2 separate regions of the Mus musculus genome follow, and region 2 is linked to region 1. A link is a loop called in an ENCODE intact Hi-C map of the cell type or tissue named here. Cell type or tissue: gastrocnemius. All regions are shown on one strand. Links, peaks and the distances in the headings refer to the core of each region. The heading gives the core; the rest is flanking DNA.

Region 1 (5,630 bases), core at 258-5,257:
GGATTCAGGGCAAGGCAGGGACATCACTAATGGTCTTGATCTTAGTATGGTCTGTCCTCAAGGTTGCCTAAATAAAGTGGCCAAATGTTCAAACAACTGCTCCAGATTTTGGTCCTTTGGACCAGCACAAACTACAACCTTTTCTTTTCCTAATGCCCTCATCGGACATCCAGGCAGCTGCTTAGTTAGTTTCCAATGTGAGTGCCAGCTCTACCACCAGCTAGGGGGCTCAGGCTTGGTCAGAGGCTCCCTTTATAGGGCCCCAGGTAAAGAAACTTGGAGACTCCCAGGTGGGTCTCCACCAGGTAGATTAGATGTCTGTCCTTCTTCATTGTGGTCTCTGCTGCAGAAGCGTCTGGAAACCAGAAGCGGTGTCCCAGCTAGTGCTGAGAATCCTGACGTTTTCACATTTCCCCATTGGGCAACAAGGATTGAGTTAAGAGTCCAACCCACCTTCAGCACTGCTGGCTCTCCAGGCTCCTTGCCTCTCCAAAGCCACCCTTTCCCACCATCTCATCACAATGGAATTAACTTCAGGAGCCAACAGGTCTATGGGTTCCACCAGAGGCTGCCTGAGGCCAGGAACTTCCACTGGAAGGGACCAGCTGCTTTTACCACCACATTAGAAGCATTCTGAACTAGAGAGAAACTGCAGTGAGAGGTTACAGGCTGGTGCTGGTGCCCACTTGAGTCCAGAACCCTATTACAGGTCAGTTCTTTTTAAAAGGAGCAGAGCCAGGCCTTAGCAGGGTGTTCAAGAGTGTCCCTAAGCAGAGAAAGCAAGAGATATTTTGAGCTGCTTTCAATAAATGGTTTTCTTCTTGTTAAAATTTCCAAAGCAAACTTAAGTTGCGACCTCTGAGAAAATAAAGTCGCCTCTTACAGACTCAACCATGGGAGATTTTTCAAAGTAATTTTGTTCAGGTCTCTGGATTTGAGAATATGGAAACTGAGGCCAAGAGAGAAGTGGGTCCCCCAGGCTCTGGAGCTGGTTAGAAGCAGAAGGAGTAACTGAAAGAGTAACTATGCAGTCTTGAGTTAGGGCAACAGCCAATTCTAGCATTGTACGTAGAACTAGAAGTATACGTGATAGACAAGGTACAGTCTCTGTCGTCAGCCAAAGATAAGACAGGCCAAGCTATGCTCTCCAACCTTGGCAAGTTCACTTGCAGCTCTTTTCCTAAGCTATAAAAGGGCTCACACCACACAGCAAGGCTATCATGGGCATTAAAGACAAACACAGATGAGTTGCCCAGCACACATTACTGCTCACAGCAGTGGGAGTCATTAGAGTAGAAATGTCCACGGTGGAAATCTGTCCCTTTCAATGGTAGGCAGACAGCCACAGAAAGGGGCTGTGCTGGGCACTGTCTCTGAGTTTTTTGATAGACAAACACTTAGGTCCCTGGAACTGTGTTAATGGTTCAGGGGGGTCCTCCCCCTTGTCCTTTGTGAATTTTGTCCTAACTGGGCCAGGGCTTCCGGATTCATCAGAAGGGGAGCCAATGAACATGTGAAATGTCCATCTTCCCAAAAGATTGGGACTAGTGACCAGGCCACTAATTTGCATCCTGTCACCCATGCATTTAACAGATATTTAAGTACCTACCTCTTGCTGGGCACTAGGCTTGGTGCTAGGGATGTAGCAGTAGATAAATAAAATGCTGGTCCTCACAGAGCTGGTGTTCTAGAGAGTTCTAATACTCTAAAGGAAACTAGGGTGTGGCTGATGTCAAGCCCCCAAACCCTGTGCTCAGAAGGCCCTTCTTGGTCCCCCTCTCCCCTTTCCCTTCCCCTTCCCCTTCCCCTTCCCCTTCCCCTCTCCCCTTCCCCTTCCCCTTCCCCTTCCCCTCTCCCCTTCCCTTTCCCCTTCCCCTTCCCTCCAGCTCCCTACCACTACGACAATTGGCATGCTCCCCCTCTAAAGCATGCATCTTTAACTGGGGAAGCTAAACTCAAATGGCATTTGTGTTTAGAGACAAGCAATCTGATTCAACGATGAAGAAATTATAGACATCTTCTCTAAATTATGCCTCTACTCTGATTAAGCTGTGTGAGTGTGTGCATGTCTGTATGTGTGTGTGCATGTATGAGTGTGTGTGTGTGTGTGTCTGTGTGTATGTATATGTGTGTGTGTGTGTGTGTGTGTGTGTGTGTGTGTGTGTGTGTTACAGTGATGTATTTCTTTAAACATAGCTGGCCTGCCTTGGAAAGGGTTTCTCACCTCCTCACCAGGGCTTTAGGGAGTGTCTTTTTAGCAAACTGCACCCCAGCCCCACCTCTTTTATCAGTTGATTTCAGCTGTGAAAAGAAAGAAAAGAACCTTAGGTTTGTTTAGTGCAGGCCCTTGTCTGCAGCCAACAGGGAGAACAGGATTGGAAACTAGAGGAGGCTGAGCTGGGTTCAATGGTTAACCAGCGAGATTAATAAATGGCAGAAGGCGGAAACAGCCAGTGAGTACAGAGGCAAGAAGAAATGTCCCCTTGTAGTTCAAAGGCCAAGGAAAGTTTACCTAGATCTGGGGGACCTGTGGTTAAAAGGGCTTAGGGAGCCAGCTCTCCTCAGACTCCAGGCTCAACCATTGCCTGTCAGGAGCCTCAGCTGGCTCCTCTCAGAAGCTCAGCAGGCTGACCCTGAGCCAGACAGAACCCAGGCAGACTGCCCCTACCACTGGAGCCTCAGGCTCTACTCAAGACCACAGGCTTCTCCCAGGAGACAGGCTCCTGGTCTTCTAGCTGGCTCTCAGGCATAGCTCAGATCTTCAGATAGTGAGCTTTGGGCCAGGAGAACTTTTGGCAGAGAAAAATCAGAAGAAGACATTTCCATTTTCTGCCCTGATTCCCTTAGGGTGTTTTGGCAAATAGTCTCTTCTCCCCGTGCCTCAGCCTCTCTGGTGGTGTAGTTACCCAGCTCTTTTGCTTTTAAGGATCAGGTATTAACTATTTTCAGCTCTAGCCCACACAGCAGCTGTCTGCCTCAGCTACCCAACTCTGCCATTGAGGCGTAAAAGCAGCCAGAGGTGATATTTAATAAATAGCTGAAGGTATGTATCACTAAAACTTTATTTGCAAAACAGGTAGAAGACCGGGTTGCCAGAACTCTCAAAAATTAAATGATCTTAGATTACCTTACAGAGAGAAAATGGGGGCCCACTGATATAGCATGCTGCAAGCTACCAGACTACGTTAACGGTGGGACTGAAACTGGAGTCCAAGTGGCCTGTCTTTGGTTTACTATGGCTTCAAATTCTTCCAAAGGTAGAACCCAGCTAATTTTGTCTTGTGCTAATTGATCCTGGGAGTCACTCTCTCAGTGTGACTTGGAGTGGGGCAGAGCACTCTCACTCTCGGGCTGATTCAGAGGGACTTTTTTATGCATTGAGGATGCAGACCATGAGCTAAGGAACACTACAAGAAAAAGGGGAGGTGGTAGAGAATGTCGCACGCCTCCCTCTGAACGTGAGGAAATTGTAGCTAAGAGGAGGGTCCTTCCTATATATTCCACCTTTGATGTTACAGGTCCATGTCTATACTTACTCACCTCCATGTCCCACAGCCGTGACTGCGGATGGAGGGAGCGCTGTCAGGATATTCTCTTCCGGTGTCAAAATATTTTACTCACTGGGTTCTTCCTGGATAGACTCTCCATCCTGATCTTCAGTGGCTGAAGTGGAACGAACGGCTGATCCAACATGGCTCTGTTGATTGTCATGTTTCTGTGACGTGCTTCCCTTCAAACCACCTGGTGTGAATTTATATGGGACTTTCTGTTCCTTGGCTGGCTGAAGAGTCAGGGAGCTTTTATGATGTGAATCCATTTTCCTTTGTTCCCAGTGTCTGCCTTCCCAAAGGGAGAGGTTGAGGACACAGCTCAATGGGACGCAGTGACACCTCTTTAATTGAGATTCTCACAGGCCCTGAGGTCCAGCCAGGGTGACCCTCCTTTCCACACACCACCCTCCCACTCCCTGTGTGGTCATCTCCTTGGCCACAGGATATGGAAGCAAAAGCATTTCTTGACCGCAGCTGTTCCACAGTCACCTCTAAGTGAGACGTGGCACACACACACTGACGCCCTTCACTGTCCTGTTTGTGGTGGCAAGGGTTTGTAGCAAGGAACTGTGTGAAAGCAAGCAAGCGTGGGAATTGCTTTGCCACATCGAGATTGCCTTGCCAAGTGAGGAAGTGAGATGCTGGTGGATTCGGCAGGAGCGAGGACTGGAGAGTTAGACTGGTTCCGGGGAACTGTCTGAAGAGGCTCCAGTGAAAACAGAAGCAATTAATGGTGAGCCCACACTTTCCAACTGCAGGGGCAGCTCAACAGAACCCAGGCCAGAGCAGGGGTTGCTGAAAATACAGCCATGTTGTCCTGCATACAGATCCGTCACCGACATTCACATGCTCTGAAGTGACTTCAGCAATCAGGGCCTGAGTTCTCGGTGACAGCTCCTTGCCCCCTCACACAACCGACCCCAAACCCTGCCAACCTCAACAGTAATAGTTCTGCCCTAACTGTGTTCTGCCCCCCACCGCCTGGCTTCTCTGTCAAAGCCTGGGCTTCCATTTCTTCTTTGGCTTCTGACCTCAAGGCTCTTCCCAGCCTCTTCTTTGTATTCTGTTACATGTGTCCCCAGTAGGCAGTGGTGCTGTCCAGGACAAGGTGATGAGGACGAGGAGGACCCTGTATGTATTCCTACCATCTCTGATAAACATGTGAACAGAGGAGTAGCCTCGTAAGACAGGAAGTTGATGAGACAAACACTGTTCCCCAGTATGGACAAGTATCAGCTCCCAGTACCTATAGATAGATGTGCCTTTTAAAACAAAATTTAAAAATCAGGTCTTCTCAGATTAATCACATGCAGGACTTTTAGATGAGATCATCCAGGAAAAGACAAAGCACAGGAGAAAAATACAGATCCACATTAAAGGGAAAGCAAGAGAGTGAAATGACTCACTTACAAGCCCAGAGATGCTAAGAATTGCCAGAAACCGGGAGAGAACCATGAGAAGAATTTCCCATCCTTCGCAGCACACAAAAGACCAAAACAAAATTGGCTAGAAACTTGAACATAAACCTAAGATTACAAAACTGTGGAGGACAACATGGGAATGACTGTGGATCAGGCAATGGTTTCTGAGATACACACCAGAAGTGTGACCAGCAGAAGAAAAGCTGGGCAAGTCAGATTTCATTGATAATAAAGATATTTTTGTGTTGCAAAGGACACCAGTGGAAAGGAACAAAGACATGTGAAAGAACAGGAGATTAGTTGCAAACCTTATATGTGGTAAGAAATTTATATCTAAAATAAATAAAGAAGGAGCTAGAGAGATGGCCCAGTAGTTAAGAGCACTGGCTGCTCTTCCAGAGGACCTGGGTTCAATTCCCAGCAACCACATGGTAGCTCACAACCATCTGCAACTCCAGTTCCAGGGGATCTGGCTCCCTCTTCTGTCCTCTAAGAGCACTGCATGGCATACGCGCACCGCAAGTTTATGTGTGTGTGTGTGTGTGTGTGTGTGTGTTTGTGTGTGTGTGTGTACACCTCAATAATAAAAAGACAACCTAATTCAACATAGACAAATTATTAGAATAGATATTTTTCCTCCAAAACTATAGCAATAATA
Region 2 (5,259 bases), core at 260-5,259, 76 kb after region 1:
AGAAACCTTTTGATGCAGCCAAAGTGGGGGGCTGGGGAGGGGGGAAGCACAATTCTTTCTGCATGTTTTCTGCCTCACTACCAAGAAACATCTATCCTACCGCAGAAATGCCAGCCACACCACGGCTGGGAGCAGGGTGGGGTGAGACTAGGGAATGGCTCTGAGCCCAAATGTCTGCTGCGCAGACCGCCTGCTTCCTGGGAATTTGTGACTGATACAGGACAGCAGCTAGGTCTGAGTGGCCACACCTGTCATAGCTTTGTTCTCCAAACTCTGGCCTGGATCTCCGACCAGTCAGTCCATCCATCCTAGTCCTGACTTACTGTGTGCTCAGATCCTGAGCTACTGTCTCCTCCTCAGGGCATACTGATGGGCCTAGAGAAGGGCTGAGAAGGAACGGGGGTGGGGTGGGGGGGAGCTCTAGAATGAACTGTGTGACAGGGCAAGACCGAGCAGAGCTTTCTGCATCTTGTATTCTTGCTGAGGCCATTTCAGGCTTAACTAGAATTTGATCTCCTTAGAGAATTCCATGAAAAATTACCAAAGTCTATTCTAGGAACCTGAGGTCAAGATGCCCCTAAGATAAGTTAGCTTATCTTTGTTTCTGTTAAACTGCCTGCCTGTGCCAAAGTCCCTCCAGCTAACTGCTTGCATCTGCAAAGCCCCTCCTGAAGCTGCTGAGCAAGATGCTAGATGTGGTTCTTGCCTTAAAACGCCCCCATGTTCTGGACACTTGGGGCTATACCTGGGTCCCTGAATACCCAAGTATAATGACAGTCAGTTGGAATACAGTTGGTCACCTCTGGTAGGCTCCCTGTAACAATACTGGGAGAGCTAGAGACCAGGCCTGCCTACAAAGAAGGCAGAAGATTCAGAGCCACTGTACTCTGCACAGCTGTTCATGGATGCTCCCACACTAATATCCCCTCTCTGGGCCTCCAGAGATGAAGCTGACATCTATCACTTCTGTGCTCTGGCCATGCCGTAAATGGGAGAGGTGACATCAGGAAGGACTGTTTATTGTGTTTTGTTTTCACCAAGCATTTAATGAGCTCTTCCTATATTCCAAGTACTGTGAGGCCCCAAGGGATGCACCTCCTGGCCAGGGAAGCTTTGAGCATTAGGAATAGGAGACACAGACCTGTGGGCATCCCGCACAGAGCTACTACTGTAATGGAGGCCCAGCCTATACATCTGCGACCTGGGAACTATGAAGAGAGGGTCCTCTCTGGAACAAGAGGCATGGGATTTGTTGATCCAAGTACACAACTGGAATGTTCAGGGAAAGAGCAGTTTGCCCTGAGCAACTGACTCTCATCCACCCTACTCCAAATGACATACCTGGGCTGGAAGAGGGAAGGAAAGCTTGGGGTGGGGGCACAGGGATAGGAGTCTGGCTGTTTTGAGAGTCCCGATAATTTGATTTCACTTTCATCTACAGACCCTTCTAAGACCCCCACCAACCTTTGCACACTTGCTGCTCAAACTATAATCTCTATGGTTACCTCCTCTGTAAAGACGTAGTCACAGAGAACCTGTCAATCACCTGTATTGGTCCAGAAAGGAACAGAGCTGAGATTCAGTCCCAGAAGTCTGCTTCCAATTGTGTGGGTACTTGTGTGTGTGTGTGTGTGTGTGTGTGTGTGTGATGGAGAGTAGAGGGATGCTACTGATCATGTTCATCATGAAAAAGAGGTGTTGCTTTGTTATATTTTGTCATTTGGGTGTTTTAGCTAATTTTTGTTTTTTGTTTTGTTTTGTTTTTGTTGTTTTGTTGTTGTTGTTGTTGTTGTTGTTGTTGTTTCGAGACAGGGTTTCTCTGTATAGCCCTGGCTGTCCTGAAACTCACTTTGTAGACCAGGCTGGCCTTGAACTCAGAAATCTGCCTGCCTCTGCCTCCCAAGTGCTGGGATTAAAGGAGTGCGCCACCACCGCCCAGCTGTTTTAGCTAATTTTAATTTCGACGTTAAATAAATAACCTCAAAATCAGTTCCTGACAGAGACTTTATAGCAGCTGGAGCTGAACCTGAACCAAAAGCTGATCTCGTCCTCAGGCTCCTGCCTGGGGCCCCAAGGCTCAGTTATATCAGTCTCTGCTAAGGTCTGGCTAGTCTCCTTGCTTCCCCACTTTTGCCTCAGCCCTGTTTCTCCTTTGTCATTCATTGCCACTTCAGATATTGCATTTGACACCAGCCCACAACAGCTGGGGCAGGAGTTAAGGCAAAACTGGGAACTAAGAACTGGGTCACTGGTTTTCCTTAAACGGACTCTGCCATGGGTAAACAAATATGTTTACCAAAGGGTAAACATGTTCTCTATCATTTGAGCTACATATGAAAGTGATACCCAGGGTACTTTCCTGCCCCATAGGCATAGCAATGGTCTACATCAAATGACTGGGCAGTGCGCCAAACTCTTTCTTCATCCTCACAGCTGACTGGAAGTGGGCCCACCTGGGGGCTACAGACTGCTTGCCACTACCTCCTTCTGAGGGAGTAGGGCTTAGAGCAGATGTGGGAACGGGGCAGGCAGTGACCCAGGCTCTGTTGCCATCTTTGACTTCAACAAGATGGCCAGCGTGCTTACTTTGACCCAGAAAAAGCGACAAAGCAAGCAAGGACCTTCTATGTCAATGCCAAGCCCAACTTGCTGTGGGTACCACATGCACAGGCCACCCTAGAAGAGGCCCGGACTGAGCCAGTAGCCCAGAAATCGGGCCCATATGTCACATCCATCATTTGGGCTGACACCAATTTTACTTTGTTTGCAGCCCCATCGAGTTGAAACCCCTGCCAGACACCCAGATGGTGCTCCTGGGTCACTGCTGGTGACATCATCCGGGAGCACATCTATTCAGAAACTCTCTACTCACCACAGTCCAGTTTCATCACATGCTCAAACCCGTGATGAAGCGCCTGATGCCAAGAGTTCAGCAAGAGGGAGGAGGCAGTGGCAGAGACATACGGTTCCAAAACCAGGTCTCCACTTGGCTGGTTTCTGCCTGAGTCTCTGAAGATGCTTAGAGTGAATGCAGGAGAAAATAAGAGCCAGCAGCCTGAACAAGAAGACTCCACTCTGAAGTCTGAAACGGGAACAGAAGGTCAGATCTGAGATAGCCAGGACCACAAGTCAGATGTCTTTTTACAGTGTCTCCATCCTATTGTGAACACATGGGATTTGGCCACTGGAAGAGAGAGAAAGATAGGGTTGCCTTTGAAGGCTGCATGAGCCTGCTATTCTATCCTCATTCTCAAATGACAATCTCTCTGGTCCTCACAAGAGACCAGGGCCCAGATTCCAGGCAGCCCTGCTGGCCTGGCTCCCACCAGTCCCTCCCTGAGAAGGCTCTGATCTCCTGCCCAGCTCTCTGCCTACTCCCAGATTAACATCCTGTAGGCACTGAGTCTGGCCTGACCTTATGAGTGCTGAGCAGATGTGATACTTTGGTCTCTTCTCCTCTTAGGCCTTCATGACAAAAGAGGATGCTGTGTGTCTCTTAGACTCTGCTCTGTTCCCCATCAGGCTGCTGGATATTGGAAACTGCCTTGAGCCATGAATCCTGAGGCTCACAGTAGGTCTTGGTCTGTTTTCTGCTACTCTAATTGAAAGCCTGAGACTACATAATTTAGCCAGAAAAGAAATTAATTACTTAGACTTTTGGAAGTTTGAGAGTCTAAGGTTTAGGACTATATCTAGGGATAGTTCTCTTGCTGGTAGTGACTCTATGTCACAACACAGTCAAGAGACAGGGCCAATATTGGCTTAGACAAAAGACCTTTCAGATAATCTTCAACCCATGAATGAACAACTCATGAGAGCCCCTCAAAAATCCCACCTAGACCCATATCTCAATTCCACAGGGGATGAAATGTTAACTTGAGTTTGATTAGGGATAGTGGCACCACAGCTTGGTATAACTGGGAATCCACCTAGGCCTGGTCAAAGGCTTCTTCCTCTAGGAAGCCACCTCCAGTCACCCAAAACCAACAGCAGATTGCGCTATCTTTCCTCTTGGTCTCGTTGCATTTTGAACTCTTAAGATAATATTTTGTATTGAAACCTGCTTTGTATCGAGATCAGCCTGTGTGTGTCTGTATATCATCAACCAGGAGTTTTAATAAGACTTCATTGGAGAAGTGAGTGAAAGAACAGATAGAGTAACTGGAGTGTCTCTGGCTCCCGGCACACCTACAAAGAAAGGCCTTCCTTTCTCTCACTCACCCAGTAGCACTCATGACCACCTATGCATGTCGGGTACTGCTCTTGGTTACAGGAGACACTGCTCTTGGTTACAGAAGGGGACCAAGCTGCATACTTTTGAGGAATTACAGTTCAGAGGAGACCAAACAGCAAGCAGAGGAAACAGCAATGCTATAACATTGGATAGATAGATAGCAGCAGCCACAGATAACACAAAAGAACTAAGGCTGGGGCATGAGTGGGCACCAGTGTGGGTGGGCAGAGTAAGTGAAGGACAGAGTGGTGAGGGGCACAATTCCTTTAGGACACTGTGGGCACTAGTGACACAGGAACATACTGTGCAATGGTTGGGGCCTTGTTTGCTGTGTCATGGCATGGTGGAGGTAGGGCAATCTCACTTTGTTGTCAGCCAGCGGTTCTCTCATTGACAACCCATGCCAGTGACATCAGCAGTAATGTCCTGCTCCTGAGACCCAGCCCTCATAGCCTCACCAGTGCATATAGGCGTCAGTTATCAGCACATGCACTGAGCTTATGAGGGGACATTCATGTCTAGCAGAAGTCTAGATTGTATGGTAGACTCAATAATGGCCCCTGAAATATGTGCATCTCCCTATCTTCAGAACCCATGAACACTCTATGGAAACGGGGGCTCCATATGTGATTAAGTTACAGACCAGGACATGAGAAGACTATTCCTGATGGTCTGGGTATGATGGATGTGATGATGGAGTCAGAGATTAGAATGATGGCCCATGTGACCAGAAATGCAGGCAGCATCTTAAATCTGGAAGAGATAAAGAATGGATTCTCCCCACAGCCCTCTGAAGAAACCACCTTTGCCAACACATTGATGTTTAATTTCAAAAGACTTCTGATCTACAGAATCATAAGACACTAACTCAGTGTTGCCTCAAGCCAATAATGTAGTAGCTTGTCACAGCAACAGAAAAGAGACTAATGAAATGGAAACTTAAGGGTTCTTTTGGAAAGTCAGTTGTGTCGGATGGAGTTTTGCTGGGGCAAACACATGGAGGGACATTTCACTGAAGCAGACAC

The links. Peaks named below come from ENCODE experiments on the same cell type or tissue, not always from the same donor. Only the 100,000 strongest peaks of a DNase experiment are listed, where the experiment ranks them.
Region 2: it touches region 1 in a loop (10-fold over the local background); 1 of 42 quality-filtered maps calls a loop at or near these places.

Annotation. Positions count from the first base shown.
Region 1 is chr16:29,785,132-29,790,761 of GRCm38, reverse strand. No RefSeq gene overlaps it. Among named protein-coding and RNA genes, the nearest start is that of Gm46567, 26 kb to the left of the region's middle. In gastrocnemius, for the core only: no CTCF peak of the experiment used is centred there; a DNase peak (open chromatin) is centred at 2,648.
Region 2 is chr16:29,709,655-29,714,913 of GRCm38, reverse strand. No RefSeq gene overlaps it. Among named protein-coding and RNA genes, the nearest start is that of Gm46567, 100 kb to the left of the region's middle. In gastrocnemius, for the core only: no CTCF peak of the experiment used is centred there; DNase peaks (open chromatin) are centred at 2,462, 2,808 and 3,328; H3K27ac peaks cover 831 bases.